Linked DNA regions of Mus musculus: region 1 is linked to region 2. The links are chromatin contacts, found by Hi-C or POLR2A ChIA-PET in ENCODE. All regions are on one chromosome and are shown on one strand. The core of a region is the stretch at or near the end of the contact, and the rest is flanking DNA. Distances in the headings are between cores, read along the strand shown. Region 1 holds the start of Rpl13 (ribosomal protein L13). Region 2 holds the start of Cdt1 (chromatin licensing and DNA replication factor 1).

Region 1 (4,400 bases), core at 1,797-4,296, 530 kb after region 2:
TGTATATATATATACCACACGTATATGCTTGGTATGTATATATATCACATGTATATGCTTGGTAGACTATGCAAATGCTTAGAGGTCAGACGAGAACACTGGATCCCCTAGAACTTCAGCTATGGCTGTGACCACCTTGTTGGTGTTGGTCATCAAACGCAGGCCCTTTGCAAGAACAAGTAAATGCTCTTAAACACTGAACTGTCTTCTTAGCCCTACTTTTTGTTTTTGTTTTGTTTTTTTTTGATGGTCAGGTCCTGGTTATGGAGCTCTGGCTGTCATGAAGCTTGCAGTGATCCTCTTCTTTCTCTCTTCTGGGTGCTGGGCTGTGTGTACCACCAAATCCAGAAACACTGTGCCACTTGATAAAAGGTGTGGCTTAGTGGTGAAGAGCCAGGCAGTGGTGGCACACACCTTTAATCCCAGCACTCTGGAGGCAGAGGCAGGCAGATTTCTGAGTTCAAAGCCAGCCTGGTCTACAGAGTGGGTTCCAGGACAGCCAGGGCTACACAGAGAAACCCTGTCTCGAAAAAACAAAAAAGAAAAAAAAAAAGGAGCACTTAGTGAGGGATCCAGTGCTCTTCTGGCCTCTGAGCTCGGCACACACAACTCCTGCAGGCTCACACACATAAATAGTAAGTTAGTAATCCTTTTTTAAAAAACAAAAAAGATTTCTTTAATGTGTGTGCATACACTGTCGCTGTCTTCAGACACACCAGAAAAAGGCATCAGATCCCATTACAAATGGTTGTGAGCCACCATGTGGTTGCTGGGAATTGAACCCGAGACCTCTGGAAGAGCAGTCAGTGCTTTTAACCACTGAGCCATTTCTCCAGCCCTAAGTTAATAATCTTTAAAAATCAAAAAATCAAGGTTATGTGACTAAAAGAGTTCCAGATTATGAATGGAAGAAAGTTTATTACTGGCAGAGGCAGGTGGATCTCTGAGTTCCAGGCCAGTCTGGTCTACAGAGTGAGCCAGGACCGCCAGGGCTACACAGAGAAACCTTGTCTCGAAAAACCAAAAAAAAAAAAAAAAAAAAAAGAAAAGATGTGGTGAGGGATTAGGCAAGAGTTTTCTGACACTCCCAAACACCCAGAATTCAGTAAGTACCCACAGGGAAGGGAGGGGTTCCTGGAGCAGCTTGCCGGAAAATGAAGAGCAGGCCACAGCCATAAGCTGCTAAGTCTAGTCATGCAAAGGAATGCAAGCCCGTGCACAGCACGGCCTCAGGCACCAGGAAGCTTTCCGGTGGAATGGTGTTTGCAGAGTTCTCTGCCCAGGAGACCAGGAACTGGCGCTCAAGCTAGAGCAGGAACAACCGCCTTAGCCTCATCTTTGCATAACTGTTCCCTTCTGTGTCCACCCTGTGCAACAGAGAACAATTCAGATCACAACCTCCCTTCCCTCCCCTAATTTGATTCTAAGCAGTGTTGCAGTTTCAGAGCTCTAACGCCCACCAATGTCACGCAGCACTGCAGCTTGAGCTGGAACTCAGGTGCCGGTGCAGCGTGTCCATCCTGAACGAAAAGCTGGTGGTGGACATGGATGTCATCTTTGAGAGTAGAAAGAGACAGATACTTGGGAATGTCAAAAGAGGTCTGAGAAAACACTGTTTCAAAGAAGTGCACCTTGAATCTGGGCATTCCTTCCACAGACATTTTCTCTGGGCTGGGAAGATGGTTCAACATCAATTTCTGGCCTTTTCACCCACACTCAAAAAAAATGGCTCCCCCCTACTGAGGATTGAATTTAGCCTCTCATCCAATAGGCAAGAATTACATCCTCAGCCTGCTTCATTATGACATTATTTTCGCGCGCGCACGCGTGTGTGGTATGTGTGTGTGTGTGTTTGTGTGTGTGTGTGTGAGAGAGAGACAGAGAAAATATATATATATCATGGATGAGCTCAGCATGTAGAGCTTGGTTCTCTTCTACCATGTGGGTCCCAGGAATAAAATGGCAGCAAGTACCTTCAACCCTCTAAGCTGTCTTGCCAGCCCTTCCTTTTTAATTTTGAAAAGAGGGTTGGGCTGGAGAGATGGTTCAGCGGTTAAGAGCACGGACTGCTCTTCCAAAGGTCCTGAGTTCAACTCCCAGCAACTACATGGTGGCTCACAACCATCGGTAATGGAGTCTGATGCCCTCTTCTGGTGTGTCTGAAGACAGCTACAGTGTACTTACATAAATAAAATAAATCTTAAAAAAAAAGGAGAAGAAAAAAAAGAAAAGAGGGTTTAAGTTGCTCAAAAAGCATTGAAATTGCTATTGTCCTGTCTCATTTTCTAGATGAATTATGATTATGGTCCTGTGATATCTGGCCCGGGTATAATGTGGATTTTTAAATTTATAGCCCTCTTAATTACTGAGCCATTTCTACAGCTTCTGTAGTGGAATTTTGATCAGGAAGAAACCTGGTAATTGGGAATGAGGAGTGAAAAAAGGTTATAGGCATACAGGTGTAGGACCAGTGTATGCCTTGGCTGTTTTGTTGTCGCTGCTACTGTGGGTAGGAATTCAGTATTGTATTTCGTCACACCTGATTTCCCCCCGAGGAGTTAAGTCAGGGCTAAAGGAGTTATCTAAGTAAATGGGGGAGTTTGGGGCTGGAGAAATGACTCAGTAGTTACGATCACTGGCTGCTTGCTGTTTCAGAAGTTCAATTCTCAGCACCCAGGAACTCCGGTAGTAGGGGATCCGACGCACAGCCATGAAACCAGGGAGACACTCATACAAATAAAGTAAAAATAAATAAAAATCTTAAAGTGGGGGGGGAAGTCTGGAATGGGGGTGCGTGCTTCAGTTCTGGGGAAACATAAATTCCAGGCAAATCTATAATAAATTTTCCTGGGTGGACGGGGAAAAAACACTGGATCTAGGAGGGAGAAAGAGTTTTAGGGGTTTAATTCATAGGTGCGCCCCTGAGCACGCCGGAGATACCCACACTGCGAAGTTAGGAACCAGCGAGAATAACCAACCCGACGGCTAGAAAGGCGATGGTCCGCCGGCGGGCGGGTTCGCGTGACGTCACTTCCCTTTCGCCTGATTTTGATTGGCGTTTGAGATTGGCCGGACTCCCTACAAGCCCAGGGTGCTTTGCGGTGCCCGGTCCTTTCCGCTCGGCCGTTCTCCTGTATAGGAGGTGAGTCTCTGCCGCCGCCGGTCCCATCGTGGTCCATCGGGCTCCATCGCCCTCCATCCGCTGTCATCGGCGAAGAGAGGCCGCACGGACAGCCATGGAGGAGCCCGGGCGCCGACAGCACGGAGCCAGGGCAGGGGCGGGAGGACCCGGGACGGGGTTGGGGACCCTGGCCTTGACTCGCCGCCCTCCTCTCCCTCGCGGCCTTAGGCAGCCATGGCGCCCAGCCGGAATGGCATGATACTGAAGCCCCACTTCCACAAGGATTGGCAGCAGCGAGTGGACACTTGGTTCAACCAGCCGGCGCGCAAGATCCGCAGGTATAGATCGCGCGTGGCTCGCGTGGGCTCCAGGGCGGGGACGCGCGTGGGGCAGGAGGTGACGGCTGTGCTTTTCCTGCAGGCGCAAGGCCCGGCAGGCGAAAGCGCGTCGCATCGCCCCTCGCCCCGCGTCCGGCCCCATCAGGCCCATCGTGAGGTGCCCTACAGTGAGATACCACACCAAGGTCCGGGCTGGCAGGGGCTTCAGCCTGGAGGAGCTCAGGGTGAGTGCGGCAGGGCGAGGTCCCTTGGCAGGTCCCTCGGGCTCGGTGGAATGATGACATTCTCCGGAATCGCTGTACTGACTTGATGAAAGTACTTTTGAACCCTTTTCCATCTGATGACACCGAGTTTTCTCGGCAGGGCCGGCTTGGGGTGGGGTGACTGCGAGGTGGGTGACCAGTTTCTGTTTCTGAACAGGTGGCTGGCATCCACAAGAAAGTGGCTCGCACCATCGGCATCTCTGTGGACCCGAGGAGGCGAAACAAGTCCACGGAGTCACTGCAGGCCAACGTGCAGCGCCTGAAGGAGTACCGCTCCAAGCTCATCCTGTTCCCCAGGAAGCCTTCTGCTCCGAAGAAGGGAGACAGTTCTGTAAGTCCTGCGGGGCGGCAGAGGTCCGGCTCAGTGTAGATAGAGTCTGTGTTCTTGGATCCAGCTCTGCAGAGTTGACATGAGTGCAGCAGTGGGAGGTTAGAGCGTACTGGGGGCGGCGGTGACGCGTGCAGATCAGTGGGAGCCACTATGGTGTCCCTGGGCTTTCCAGTGTCTGTTAGTGTTGGGAGCTATTGACTTGGAGCCTGGTATGCTGTTCTAGAGCGTTCACCCTACCAGGACGTTCAGGGGCATCTCGGTACAGAAAGTATCTCGGTATTCAGAAGTGTAAAGAGTTTTGTAACAAGGATCGGTGGGTTTCTTGTCAGTGTGGGCTTCCTGAGGGT
Region 2 (4,386 bases), core at 619-3,118:
AAACAGGTTCCTTGGACAGCCCCAATTACATAGTCTCAAAAACAACAACAACAACAAAAACCAAGACAGGGTCTCTCACTGTAGTCCTGGCTGACATGGAACTTTGTATTTACACCTGCTGGGATTAAAATCAAGAAGCAGAAAGATTTTTTTAAATTTTATTTATTTTCTGAGATACAGTTTTTCTGTGTAGCCCCTGGCTGTCCTGTAACTTAAACTCTGTAGACCAGGCTGGCTTCGAACTCAGAGAGCCACCTGCCTCTGCCTCTCAAGAGCTGAGATTAAAGGTTTGCCCAGGCCACTGCCTGGACTAGTTCAAAGTCATTTGACAGGGTTTCATGTATTCCCAGACCAGAGTAGAACTTGAGTCTCCTCCCTAAGCCTCTGAAGTGCTACAGTCACACGTGTGAGCTACCAGGTTTCCACACCTATGCCTTTTCTCCTTTTTTATTAATTTCAGTCAGGGAAATTAATTCCCAGCCCATGGAATAGTGGCATCCAAATTAGGGTGTGTCTTCCCACTTTAATTAGCCTCAACTAGAAAATCCCTCATGGGCATGCCCAGAGGCATGGGCCGCATTCCTCATGGCTGCAAATATCAAAGAAAGGGACTCTATTCCCAAACGCTCAAGCGGCTGTGTTAGGCTTGATGCCTCTGGAACTTCCTGTTTGCTTGCTGTCTTACATTATGGGGGATCACTAGTATACCAGAGCACTCTCTGATCCTAGAACATCGGATTAGCTCAGCCATGTGTCACTTATCTAATCAGCTTCGATCAGGAGGCAGCTGGCTTTGTCTTGTCACTGGGCCAAACCAAGAATTCCCGCAGGGTTCCAAGGCTGTGCCCTCCCAAAGGCCAACTTGGCAGGGATGTAGAATGGTTACTATGGCTGGCCATGAGGCTCCAGGGTGTAGTACACTCAGGAGGTAGGAGCAACCAAGTCTCCAAACTTCTAAATCTTGGTCCTTTACTTCACAGCTGCAGATGCAGTTTAGCCTGATGCGCTGGACTGTGCATGATCCCACTTCCTGAGAAATCTCCTTCGGTGCAGCGTGTGCTTACAGCTGCTATCCAGGTTTCCCAGTTCCTGCTTCTCCACTGTCCCCTCACCCTCATGAGAGCCACCTTTGCCCAAAATGATCATACTGTCTGCATGGCCACTTCCTCCAGGAGTTGGGAGCATTGGGTGGGTGACTGCCATCTGATGAGGAAAGCAGACCTGCGTGGCCTCTCTGAATTTTCCCATGCTTCTAGGCCGCTTCCTGCCAAGGCGTAACTCCAACCTCTGCAGTCCTTAGCCCGGATGTGGCTAGGAAAATGAGATGCTTTTGGAGCCGGTTCGGCGGCATGAGTCGTCCTGGGTACTCATCTCGCTCATGGGACCGGACACTCAGCAGTTGCGTGTGACTCAGACCCAGCTACTTGGCTAGCCTTGGAGACCGGGCTAGTATTTTGTAAATGGGAACAACAGGAGCAGAAGTGTCTCCTTTCACGTGATTGCCTCTTTGCTGGGCCAAGAGCTGTCAGGGCCGCAGCCGCCGCTGTCCACACCGCGCGCCAAGTGGCTTTGAGAACCTTACGCACCACAGCCCCGCAGCCCGCGGAAACCACGCGGATCGCGGATGTACTACGCTGCACGCCAGCGCGCCAGCGCACAGGAGTCAAATAGTCTCCTGCCCCCAACCCTCCAGCCCCGGCCGCTCCCATTCTCGGTCCTCAATCCAAAGCTGCCGCGGGGGTGGTGGCCCGGCATGGCGCATGCGTCTCTTGGTGCCTACTAGCGCGCATGCCCCGGAGCGCGCACATTTCCCCCCTCCCAGAACTGTGCGTGGTGGTACGGCCTGGGCGGGGCGAGGCTGAAGCCGCGAAAGTTGCGCGGAATCCGCGGGAACTACCTTTTTGGCGCCATGGCGCAAAGTCGTGTTACCGATTTCTATGCGTGCCGTCGCCCTGGCCTTACGACTCCGCGGGCCAAGTCGATCTGTCTCACCCCGAGCCCTGGTGGCCTCGTGGCTCCTGCGTTCACCCGGAGCAGCAGCCGCAAGCGCGCCCGGCCCCCAGCCGAACCCGGGAGTGACCAGCCCGCGCCGCTCGCGCGCCGGAGGTTACGGCTGCCTGGATTGGTAAGGAGCGCGCGGGAGTCCCCCCAGAGGACCCTTGGTTAGGACAAGAGAACCAGGTTCTCGGGCGCCGAGGCAGAGGACTGGAGGAATAGAGTCGCGAGCAGGCTGGGCGCTTTTTCCTCTCCCCAGGGCATTGCTGACGTAGGCAGAGGGTACCTGGGCTTCCGGGGAGGCCGCAGCTGGCGGGGGTGAATTGTGGTGGTGTGGGGGTTATGCAAAGAATTGAGGGCTGGAGAGATGGCTCAGCGGTTAAGAGCACTGACTGCTCTTCCGAAGGTCCTGAGTTCAAATCCCAGCAACCACATGGTGGCTCACAGCCATCTGTAGTGAGATCTGATGCCCTCTTCTAGGGTGTCTGAAGACAGCTACCGTGTACTTACATATAATAATAAATAAATCTTTAAGTAGGAGTGAGCAGGGCCAAGCTGAAGTGAGAGAGGTCAACCAGAGCAAACAGAGATCCTAAATTCAAATTCCCAGCAACCACATGACAGCTCACAACCATCAATACAGCTACAGTGTATTCATATACATATAAATAAACAAATAAACCTTTAAAAAAAAAAGAATTGAGCTGGAGTTCCTGAAATGGAGAGAGGGCCCTGGAGGGCCAGGCCTGCGAGCTGCTTCAAGACTGGACAGACCAGGTGGATCTTTCCTAACTGCTTCATCAAGCATCTCCATAGACAGGCACCCCCTAGCGCCTGACTCCTGCCCTCCGAGTCGAGTGAACTGATACCCTAGTTCTGGCTCAGCAGGGAGCAGGTACCCCTTCCCACCCCCAGTTTATTGTTCTGTGCCTTCTTAATCGCCAGGACTCCTGCCCCAGTTCTCTGCCTGAGCCCAGTTCCCCAGCTGAGCCCAGCCCTCCAGCTGACCCTAGCCCTCCAGCTGACCCTGGCTCCCCCGTTTGCCCATCCCCCGTCAAGCGAACAAAGAGTACAACTGTTTATGTTGGTCAACAGCCGGGCAAGGTAAGAAGGCTGGACTGAGGGTGGGCTGTGGGCAGGGGCATGCGGAATTTGCAGAACTGACAGTGCCTATGTCCCCAGATCCCCTCAGAGGACTCCGTCTCTGAGCTCCAGTCCTGCCTGAGGCGGGCACGGAAGTTGGGAGCCCAGGCACGGGCCCTGAGAGCCCGAGTCCAAGAGAATGCTGTGGAGCCTAGTACCCCAGATGCCAAGGTGCCCACAGAGCAACCATGGTGAGTCCTAGTGGGGCCACAAGGTTAAGGCGAGGACAGACCTTTGGGAGGCGCTGTGGGGTCTGAGTGGGTGGATGGCCTAAACCGTACCTCAGTCTCCTCCCTACCACTATGCCCTTGTCCCTCACTTGAAAAGGACATTGTCAACTCCTCCTGCACGTGGCTTGTTCTAAGTACTGTGAACCCCTGTGCCTGTCTGTGACTGTCTGCCTCTCCAAGCTGAGGGTGCAGAGCTAGTGTGTGGAGCAGGTTTCTCATCTCTTTCTGATGCTGCCCTCAGGTAGCATTAGATCTGTGGGGACTTTGCAAATGGGTAGTTTTGGGGTTCTGGGTCACAGTGTCCTCTCCTACCCTGTGGTCTGGTGGTGGTGGTGGTGGGGTCAAACCGTGTGGTTTGATAGTCTAATGGGAATGCCTCTCTTTGACAGTGTCGAGAAAGCTCCTGCCTACCAGCGCTTCCATGCTCTGGCTCAGCCTGGTCTCCCAGGCCTTGTCCTACCCTACAAGTATCAGGTGCTAGTTGAGATGTTCCGCAGCATGGACACCATTGTGAGCATGCTCCACAATCGCTCTGAGACTGTGACCTTTGCCAAAGTCAAGCAAGGTGTTCAGGAGATGATGCGCAAGTGAGTGGTGTGGGGGAGGGGACCTAGCTGCCCCCAGTGTCTGTCCGGTGCCCGCCTGCCTGGTCCCTCTCATTCTGCCCTCTCTCCCATAGGCGCTTTGAAGAGCGCAATGTGGGCCAGATCAAAACCGTGTATCCCACGTCGTATCGCTTCCGCCAGGAGTGCAATGTCCCCACCTTCAAGGACAGCATCAAGAGATCTGATTACCAGCTCACCATCGAGCCCTTGCTGGGCCAGGGTGAGTCTTTGGCGAGGCCCTGGGCCTTCTCGATCCTCTTGGACTTGCGGCTGGGCAGTTGGACGGGTTGGGGCTCACCACAGGTGGTCTTTGGCTTACAGAGGCTGGCGGTGCCACCCAGCTCACAGCCACGTGCCTCCTGCAGCGCCGGCAAGTCTTCCGGCAGAACCTGGTGGAACGTGTCAAGGAACAG

What was found. Hi-C counts contacts between places; a loop is a spot of excess contacts on that map. ChIA-PET counts read pairs that join two places held with the same protein, here RNA polymerase II (POLR2A).
Region 1: a map of T-helper 1 cell shows a loop between it and region 2 (2.6-fold over the local background). The contact joins the promoter of Rpl13 here to the promoter of Cdt1 in region 2. A Hi-C loop is called at or near these places in 1 of 37 maps with a recorded cell type or tissue (T-helper 1 cell). POLR2A ChIA-PET finds 5 or more read pairs at or near these places in 2 of 5 experiments (Patski and embryonic stem cell).

Annotation. Positions count from the first base shown.
Region 1 is chr8:123,099,304-123,103,703 of GRCm38, forward strand. Rpl13 (ribosomal protein L13) reads left to right here and starts at 3,047. Exons shown (of 6, transcript NM_016738.5): 1 at 3,047-3,142; 2 at 3,350-3,459; 3 at 3,542-3,683; 4 at 3,880-4,053. The coding sequence starts at 3,356. It overlaps Snord68 (small nucleolar RNA, C/D box 68), which reads left to right and starts at 3,755; the gene lies at 3,755-3,802.
Region 2 is chr8:122,566,147-122,570,532 of GRCm38, forward strand. It overlaps Cdt1 (chromatin licensing and DNA replication factor 1), which reads left to right and starts at 1,869. Exons shown (of 10, transcript NM_026014.3): 1 at 1,869-2,125; 2 at 2,941-3,099; 3 at 3,178-3,329; 4 at 3,758-3,955; 5 at 4,048-4,193; 6 at 4,295-4,386. The coding sequence starts at 1,910.